Regions from separate parts of the Homo sapiens genome. Here region 1 is linked to region 2. A link is a loop called in an ENCODE intact Hi-C map of the cell type or tissue named here. Cell type or tissue: chondrocyte. All regions are shown on one strand. Each heading gives the region's core, and the rest is flanking DNA. Links, peaks and the distances in the headings are about the cores only.

Region 1 (4,939 bases), core at 857-3,356, 420 kb after region 2:
GGGCCCTAACATCCAGAAGAAACCTGTCTAAAGTTGTCAGGCTGAGGTGAATGTTAAGGCTCTTTTGGTCACCACTGAGAACAACAACAAAAAGGTCCCAATCTTTCCCCCTAGGGTCTCAGCTTCTTCTCTAGGTTTGAAAATTCCTATCTCAAAGAGGAAAAAGTGAAGGAAAGGAAGAAAGGGAAAGGAGAAGAAAGACTGCTTTTAAAAAGTTTTCTAAGAAATCATTTCTTAGCTTTACATTTGCCCAGCACTGACAGACGCTGAGATTATAAACAAGACAGTTCCAGCTTTTGAGAATCTCAGTCTAGTAGGGCAGGCAAGAACAAATAATGGTAATAGAAAGGGCAAGCGTTATAAAAGGCCTACACAAAGTACTTTGGAAGCACATATGATAACATACTTATTAAGCACTTATATTGTAAGAGCTTTCCATTTAATCGTCACATAACCTTATGAGGTACTAGTATTATCTCAATGTTGAGATGCAAAAACTGAGGCTCATAGAGGTCAAATACTCAAAATCCACAGCATTTACAATGGCATAGAGGCCTGCGCCTATAATCCCATACACTCAGGAGGCTGAGGCGGGAGGATTGCTTGACCCCAGCCTGCAGTAAGCTATGATCCCGCCACTGCACTCTAGCCTGGGCGACACAGCGAGATCCCATCTCTAAAAAAAAAAAATTAAACTAAAGAAAAATAATAGAACAGCATAGCTCCTGTTCCTAAGCCTGCACTCCTAAGAAGGTCCAGGACAGCGCAGGCTTTATACCAAGGAGGTGATACTGGCTGCGCCGTTAAAAATACGCTGGAGTTGTAACGTAGAAAATTGGGGCGGGGGTTCGATACCGGGGACGAGTGAAATTCCAGGCAAGAGGAATCGCCCGCTTCGTCGTAGAACTGGTGTTGTCAACATGGATGGCGGAAGGTGAGCTGGGGCCCGGAATGCTGGCAAAGCAGGCCGAGTGACCTAGAACTGCTTTTTCAAGGACGAGCACTGTCTCATTCAAGGCCCTGGGCTCCCGGAGGCCCGGGCGCCAGACGGGAACGGACGCGAACCGAGCTCGCACTAGAAGCCACGGCCCTGGCCGCGTCTCCCCTGCCGTAGCTTCGGCCCTGGTCCCTGGTCTCTGGAGGACACAAATTGCCCCCAGACTCTGCGAAAACCCATGAAAATGTAATTAACCAGAAACCACCCTGAAACTGCACGGCACTTCCCAGTCCCCTTTCATGTCCCAATGAAAGACACTTGTCGCTGGTGAGCACGCAACCAGGCTCTGAGGTTACCACGGCGCAGCCCAAAGACCGAAAATATGGGAAGGGTACCCAGGAATTGCCTCCCGCAGGGTTTGGCTGGGCCCTCGGCTCCCTCACACTGAAAGCTGAAGCTGTCGCCATATTTCCGAGGCCGGCTCCGCGACGCACTTGCAAACTACCCAAGAGGCTGTAGGGCCCCTGACCTAATTAGAACCTGGAGAGGAAATAGGCGTGGCCCGCGCTGACGGCCTGTGACGAATCAGCCTTCTTCGGCCTCTCGGACCGGGGCTGTGGCAGCCAATGAGCGCCCTCTCTTTGGCCGCCTCGCCCGCGCCGAATTGCGGGAACCTGACAACCTCTGGGGAACACGATCTATTCTGGGACACCAGTGCGGCTGCTCAGTCCCTCCAGCGGGAGATGCGGACCTTGAGGCTTAGGATCCCCTCCTAGCCGAGTGGAATGGTTGGGATACTGCGCCCTATTGGCGCAGAATGGGATGGGAGCGAAGCAAGGTTTGACGCAGACCTGAGCAGAGGTCTTTGCCAATCACATCCACCTCCATAGCTCCCAGCCTTGATCACGGATCCGAAGCCAAGTTCTTTCGCAGTGAAAGCCCCGACTCAGCGAATTGTATAATTGTTGAATCCGCTTCCCTCCGTTGAACAACAGTGTCCTTTGAGCTGCCTTACCTCCCCTTTCCAGGTATCCACTCCGTGAAACCTCCCATAAGCCCTACCCCTTTCTGGGCTTACTAGACTTTCTTTGAGTTCCCTTAATAATCTGTGCGTTTTTCTGTCACTGTACTCCTTTATTGTTTTAGAGTGTATTTACTTTCCTATCTTCTCCACTCGTCTGTGATTTATTTTGTAATTCTTTGCACAGTATCTGGCCAGAGGAGGTGCTGTAGTGCTATTTCCTCAATGAACTCTTAGGCAGAATCCTGATGTATTAACCAAATAAAAACAGAGCTGTTCTGATAGGAGTGGAGTGGGAATGTCCAGAGCCCTGAACCTTCACGGAAGCCCCCGAGACACCTATTATTAGTGACTTCCTCTGAAATATTCAGTTTAACATATAGAAATATGGTTTATCTAGGAGATGAAAAATATATTTAGATCCTCAAGGAGCACTTGGTTTGGGTCAGCCTTGAAGACCCAGCTGCATTCTCACTCTTGGGTTCTGTGAAATAACCTTACGCCCATATAACAAATGTTTTTGTTGTTGTTGTTTGGCTTAAAGCTGTCTGAAATGGGTTTCTGTTTCTTGCAACTGAAGAGTCTTAGCTGAAGAGGCTTAACTAGGGCAACGATGCTTCAGTGTGGTTATGAGGATTAAATAACATAAAGTATTTCAAGCACTTCAGTTAGCACCTCCAGAAATGTTTCTCCCCTCTTCCAACTGTTAACAGTATCGCATGTACCGAGACCATCAGACTTACCTGTGTTTTGTACATGCTCAAAATAAGAGCCCATTTTGCGGTCAGTTTTCTTTTCTTTTTATTTATTTATGTATTTATGTATTTATTTATTTTTTGAGTCGGAGACGGAGTTTCGCTCTTGTTGCCCAGGCTGGAGTGCAATGGTAAGATCTCGGCTCACCACAACCTCCGCGTCCCTGGTTCAAGAGATTCTCCTGCCTCAGCCTCCCAAGTAGCTGGGATTACAGGCATGCGTCACCACTCCCGGCTAATTTTGTATTTTTAGTAGAGACGGGGTTTCTCCATGTTGGTCAGGGTGGTCTCGAACTCCCGACCTCAGATTATCCGCCCCCCCCCCAACCCCGGCCTCCCAAAGTGCTGGGATTACAGGCGTGAGCCACCTCGCCCAGCCAGTTTTCTTTTTTGCAAGTTTTTCCTCATTCCATCTTTCAGGTGGTGTTATGATTTATGTTTTTTTTTTTGCTATGTTTTAAAGTTTTGTTTGTTCCTGAAAGGATTGAGTTAGTCATACTCCTCAGTTCATGGCATACTATCATCAGACCATGACAGTGAGGCCCTCTTGTTTTATTTATTTATTTATTTATTTATACCCTTCAAGTCCCATTTTCTCACTACAATAGGCAATTTTCTAATGTGCTTAATGTGGATATTTCCATTTATGTGTTTTCTAAACATAGTTATTATTTCGTGAGCATGCATTATTAAATGTACTTCAAACCTACTGAGATATTTGTCTCATTACTTATATTTGTTTAACCTAAGCACTGTTTTTTGGCTCCATCCACGTTGCCAGATGTTAATATTTAATCTGTTACTTCACATTGATGCCTAATAGTCCGCGGTATGCATCTGTCCACTCTTCCATTGATGAGCTCCCATGCTGCTTCCAACTCCATGCTACTACAAATAACCCTGCATTGAATCCCCTTGTGAACTTGTAAATAATTTGTTTTATGTTACTTAGGGGAGGAATTGCTGCTGGGCTACTGGGTATAAATCTGTTTAATGTGTCCGAGTAATGCCATATCGCTTTCCAAAAGTGGTGGAACCAATCTTGCAGCAGTGCAAGATTCTGTATTTCCACGTCTGACAACACTTGCAATTTTTCTTTTTCTTTTCTTTTCTTTTTTTTTTTTCTTTTTGAGGCAGAGTCTCACTCTGCTGTCTAGGCTGGGGTGCAGTGGTGTAATTATGGCTCACTGCAGCCTCCCAGGCTCAACCGATCCTCCTGCTTCAACCTCCTGAGTAGCTGGGACTATAGGCACATGCCACCATGCCCAACTAATTTTTTAATTTTTTTGTAGAAATAGGATCCCACTGTGTTGCCCAGGCTGGTCTCAAACTCCTGGGGTCAAGTAGTTCTCCTGCTTTGGCCTCCCAAAGTGCTGGGATTACAAGCATGAGCCACTGCACCCAGCCAACATGTGCTATTTTCTAGATTTCTAATCACTGGTTTGATAGGAATAAAGTGATATCTCATTATTTGTTTAATTTGCATTTGATTACTAATGTAAATTTCCATATATTTATTAGCTTTCTCCTCTGCAATTAATTGCCTGTTCATATTCTTTGCTTCTTTTTTTTAAATTGGGTTGCTTTTTCCTGTTCATTTGCAGGCGTTCCTTACATATTTTAGGGTGATATTACACTGTTGTCAGTTTTAGACAAAGCAAATATATTCTCCATTCTGCCATCTGCCCGTTAACTTCGTTAATGATGCCCTTTATGGAACAGAAATCCTTAATTTTTTAATAATGAAGCTCCCCAGCTTTTGCTTTATGACTTGCGCTTTTAAAACGTTGAAATATGGGTACCACTTTCTTAGTTGTGCTTATTCTCTGCCAGATATCTCCAAATCTGAATTCACTGGTGAGGTCTCTAGGCATTCCATTCACTCCTCTTCACTGAATTCCAAAGTCACTGTTCTGACTGAATTTAACCCTCTTTGAACCTTTTCCCTCATACAGTCTCAAGCTATGAAAATCATAGCCTTTAACTGTTTGAAGTCAAGTTTTTCATAACCCTGGACACATATTTCACCTTATCTCCTTGGCTACCAGAAACTCAGTGACGTGGTTACTTTCTCTCAAAGATTTTTCTTCACTTCCATTTCACTAATCAGTTCCATCTTTGTGGGTCAGAATTAGATCCAGAATAGCAATCTGTACTATGTCACCTCTTCCTTCTGAGGAATGACATTCACATTAAACAACATATCCTCTGATTCTGGAACTTGGT
Region 2 (4,939 bases), core at 1,126-3,625:
TAATTTGCGTTTCCCTAATAATTAGTAACGCTGAGCAGTTTTTCATGTATTTATTGGTCATTTATATGACTTTTGAGAAATGTCTGTTCAGGTCCTTAGCCCATTTTTTAATTGGGTTAACTTATAAATAAACGTTTTGGAGCTCCACACATGTTAGGCATTATTGGATGATCAAGACATAGGATCTGCCTGCAGATTAACTATGGTACAGTATGGAATATGTGACAACTGCTACAAAAGAGCTGCATAGTTTATTGAGAAGGGATTAAGGGAAGTTAATGGAGAAAGTGGAATATGCACTAGAATGTAAAACAGTAGAGGTTTTAGAAAGTTAAAAATGAGGGGGCTGGGCATGGTGGCTCAAGCCTGTAATCCCAGCACTTTAGGAGGCCAAGGCGGGTGGATCAGAAGGTCAGGAGATCAAGATCATCCTGGCCAACATGGTGAAACCCTGCCTCTACTAAAAATAGAAAAATTAGCTGGGCTTGTTGGTGGGCGCCTGTAATCCCAGCTACTCAGGAGGCTGAAGCAGAAGAATCGCTTGAACCCGGGAGGCAGAGGTTGTAGTGAGCCAAGATTGTGCCACTGCATTCCAGCTTGGGCGACAGAGTGAGACACCATCTCAAAAAAAAAAAAGAAAGTTAAAAATGAGGGTAAGGTTTTCAGCTTCCACCCATGACGGAGTGACTGGTACCAGTCTAGTCCTCCTGATGTAAACAACTACAAAATGGACAACACATAAAATATCTGTTTCCAGCTACTGGAAAACATATAGCACAGAACCTTAATTCCTTAGAGAAGGGAAGTCCTACCATCACATTAGTTTTTCTGTCTTGACTCACTTTCCAGACCTGGAATCCAGGAGGGCCTAAGCTGAGGAGACAGAGATCAGAGTTTGGAGAGGCAGAGATTGTTTAAATTTGTAGGGCAGAAGAGGAGGGAGGTATAGTGAGAAAGAATTTCAGAAACCTATGTAGGAATCTCATGAGACTTTGGCTGAATATTACTAGGAGCTGTAAGTTAAGTAACCACTAGAACTCATACAGAATGGGAGATGTTAGAGCTCCAACCATTCAGGCTGGAGAGATCTCATTGAAAACTGGGGGTATGCAGCAGATATCTCAGAAAGGTCACACCTTAGGTATAGGTATAAATCAGTCGAAGAATAAAAGCTAATCTAGACCTATTCGAACAAAACTTAAAAACAAAGCTTGAAAAGATTAAACTGAACCTTAAGTATCTTAACTGTCTACTAGAACAAGGCCAAGTGGATCACAAGGTCAGGAGTTTGAGACCAGCCTGACCAATATGGTGAAACACCCTCTCTAGTAAAAATACAAAAATTAGCCGGGCGTGGTGGTGGGCGCCTGTAATCCCAGCTAGTCAGGAGGCTGAGGCAGGAGAATCGCTTGAACCTGGGAGGCGGAAGTTGCAGTGAGCCGAGATCGCGCCACTGCACTCCAGCCTGAGCGACAGAGGATCCATCTCAAAAAAAAAAAAAAAACAAAAAACAACAAAAAAAAAAACCCAAAATCCAGACACGCAACAACAGGATATCCATAATGTCCAGCCTCTAATAGAACGATTAGTAGAAATACAAAGAAGCAGATAAATGTGACCACTAACCAGAGAAAAATGATAAAAGACATGAGCAAGATGGCAGAATAAGAAATTCCAGACCCTCTTTCTTCCATGAGAACATGAACTTAACAATATATAAACCTGTTTGAAGAATCCAGAAATCAGTTAATAGGTTCTTGCCCCTCAGTCGAGTGCGAAGGCAACCCTATCAAAACTTAGCAGGAAAATTTATGACATTCACTCACCCTTCCCTCTGGCACGGCATGACATAATCTGAAGGATACCTCCAACTCTCCACTTCTTCCTGGGAAGGGAAAGGAGTGAAATGTGCACCCAACATTCTGACTTATGAAGATGCTGTTGAGGGAGCTGCCCAAATTTAAGCACTGACAGGAACAGTGCTCAGGTTGGGGCTGGTTAAGGACAAAGGTGATCAACGTGGTTTGTTCCAGCACCAGAATCTGCAGTACCACAGACAAACACTAGGTGGAACTCCAGTACCGCAGCTTTCTACAGCACCCGAGAAGCGGCAGCATTGCAGACAGACACAAGAGCTCCTGAGTAGAAGAAACTGGCAAACATCTTCATTTAGGTTGACTATGGTGAAGCAAATTTTCATATCCATCATCTCATGCAGTTACTCATGGTTTTTGTTTTTGTGGCAAGAGCAGCTAAAATATACTCATTTAGCTTGAATCCCGTATAGAGTACAATTTTATTACCTGTGATCCTCATGTTTTATGTACATTTGATCTCTAGATTCGTTCATCCTATATATCTGCCACTTTGCATTCTCTGACATACATCTCCTCATTTCCTCCTCACACCTGCTCCCGGTAACCAGCGTTTTGTTCTGTAATAAATGAACTTTAAATATAAATATAAACATGAGAATATGTCATGAAAATGATTATCATAAGAAAGTTGTACTTGTCAAGGTGATTAAAGTAAAACAACAACAACAACAACAAAGAAAGCTGTAGTGGTTGTATTAATGTAAGACAAAATAGAGTTCCAAACAAGAAATTTTCTAGGAATAAATAAGAATTTATATAATGATAACGAGTTAAATTCATCAAGAAGGTAGAACAATCTGAAATGTGTGTGGACTCAATAACAGAGCTTCAAAATGAAGTGAATGAGGGAAAAACTGATAGAGCTGAAATGACTACAGTTGGATATTTCAACGTTCTTCTCTCAAGCATTTATTCAACGAGTAGTCAGAAAATCAGTATGTATGTAGAAAACTTACAAAACACTATCAACCAACTTGATATGATTGACATTTATAGTACACTTCATGTATAACAGCAAGAAAGACTTTCTCACCAAAATAGACCATATGCTGGGCTATAAAACAAAACTCAATAAATTTCAAAGAATTAAGATAAAGCTGAATATTTTCTATTACCACAAGGGGAGTAAATTAGAAATAAACAACAATAAAATATCTAGAATTTAAGCAACATACTTTTATTTTATGATGATTTTTTTTTTTTGAGATGGAGGCTCGCTCTGCCACCAGGCTGGAGTGCAGTGATGCGATCTCGGCTCACTGCAACCTCTGCCTCCTGGGTTCAAGTGATTCTCTTGCCTCAGCCTCCCGAGTAGCTGGGACTACAGAGACACACCACCACACCCGGCTAATTTTTTGTATTTTAGTACAGACGGGGTTTCACCATGTTGGCCAGGCTGGTCTCAAATTCCTGACCTCATGAACCCGCCTCGGCCTCCCAAAGTGCTGGGATTATAGATGTGAGCTGGGATTATAGATGTGCGCCCAGCCTATTATTATGATTTTTTGAGAGACATAGTCTCACTCCGTTGCGCAGGCTGCAGTGCAGTGGTGTGATCATAGCTTACTGTAACCTCAAACTCCTGGACTCAAATAATCTTCCTGTTGCAGCCTCCTGAGTGGCTGGGACTAGAGGCATGTGCCACTATATCTGCTTAATTAAGTTTTTTTTTTTTTTGTAGAGACAAGGTCTTGCTATATTGCCCAGGCTGGTCTCAAACCCCTGGCCCCAAAAAATTCTCCTGCCTTGGCCTCCCAAAGTGCTGGGATTACAGGCATGAGCCATTGTGCCTCGCATGCAATGTGTGTTTAAATAACCCATGAGTAAAGGAAGAAATCACAAGGGAAATTAGAAAATATTTTGAACTAAATTATAATAATTACATATGAAAAATTGTGAAATGCTGCTAAATCAGTGCTTAGAAGAAACTTTATGTCTTTAAATGCTTATGTTAGAAAGATAAATATTTAAAACCAATAATTTAAGCTTCCACTTTAACAAGGTAGATCAGGAAAAGCAAGATGGACTCAGAGTAAATAGAACAGAGAAAATAACAAAGAATGGAAATCAATGAATATAAAGGAGAAAAACCAATAAAACAAAAATTAGTTTTTAAAAATTTGAAACAGGGTATTGTTCTGTCATTCAGGCTGGAGTGCAGTGATATGATCATGGCTCACTGCAGCCTCAACCTCTTGGGCTCAGGTGATCCTCCCATCTCAGCCTCCCAGGTAGCTGGAACTACAGGTATACACCACCATGCCTGGCTAATGTTTTAGATTTTTTGTAGAGTCAGGGTTTCACCATGTTGCCCAGGCTGGTCTTGGACTCCTAGGCTCAAGTGGTCTGGCCTTCCAAATTGCTGGGATTACAGGCAAAAAATTAGCTCTTTGAAAAAAATCAATAAAATTGATAAATTATCAGCTAAATTGACTTAAACCCAGACAAACACAAATTATCAATATCAATAAACAAAAGAAGAGGTATCACTACAAACCCTACAGATATTAAAAGAATTAAAAGGCAGTATTATGAACAACCTTATGCCAATACATTTGACAATTTAAATAAAATTTTTAAATTACTTGAAAGATGCTAATGACCAGAATGACATAAGAATTAATACAAATCTGAATAATCTTATATCTATAAAAGAAATTAAACTCATAATTGCTGTAGTTTGGTAGACTCAGCCATTCCAGTCTGCTGGTTTTGGAGAATATAAAGTCTGGATGAGGAAAAGTCCCTCACAAAGCAACACAGCCACCTTGCCAGACTGTGGTCAGACTGCTTCTTTAAGCGGGACCCCAGTTCATTCTTCCTCACTGGGTGCAACCTCTCTGTGGGAGCTTCAGCCACTCCAGCTAGGGTTCTACAGAAAAAGCTCTGATCTCTCCCTGGGATAGAGCCCCTGGGGGAGGTGCAGCTGCTGTCTTTGTGGTTTGGTTGACTCAGTCTTTTCCAGCCTATCGGCTTTGGAGAATACAAACAGTCTGGACAAGGAAGGGCTCCCCCCAGTGCAGCACACCTGCTCTATCAAAAAGCAGTCAGATTGCTTATTT

What was found. Peaks named below come from ENCODE experiments on the same cell type or tissue, not always from the same donor. Only the 100,000 strongest peaks of a DNase experiment are listed, where the experiment ranks them.
Region 1: a loop joins it to region 2, with 5 times the contacts of the local background. A loop is called at or near these places in 32 of 110 quality-filtered maps.

Annotation. Positions count from the first base shown.
Region 1 is chr12:48,194,862-48,199,800 of GRCh38, reverse strand. LOC102725258 (a long non-coding RNA gene) reads right to left here and starts at 1,440. Exons shown (of 3, transcript XR_001749122.3): 1 at 1,381-1,440. In chondrocyte, for the core only: CTCF peaks have their summits at 1,700, 1,905 and 2,107; a DNase peak (open chromatin) is centred at 1,520.
Region 2 is chr12:48,615,766-48,620,704 of GRCh38, reverse strand. No RefSeq gene overlaps it. Among named protein-coding and RNA genes, the nearest start is that of SNORA2C, 36 kb to the left of the region's middle. In chondrocyte, for the core only: CTCF peaks have their summits at 1,853 and 2,066 (motif pointing right); no DNase peak of the experiment used is centred there.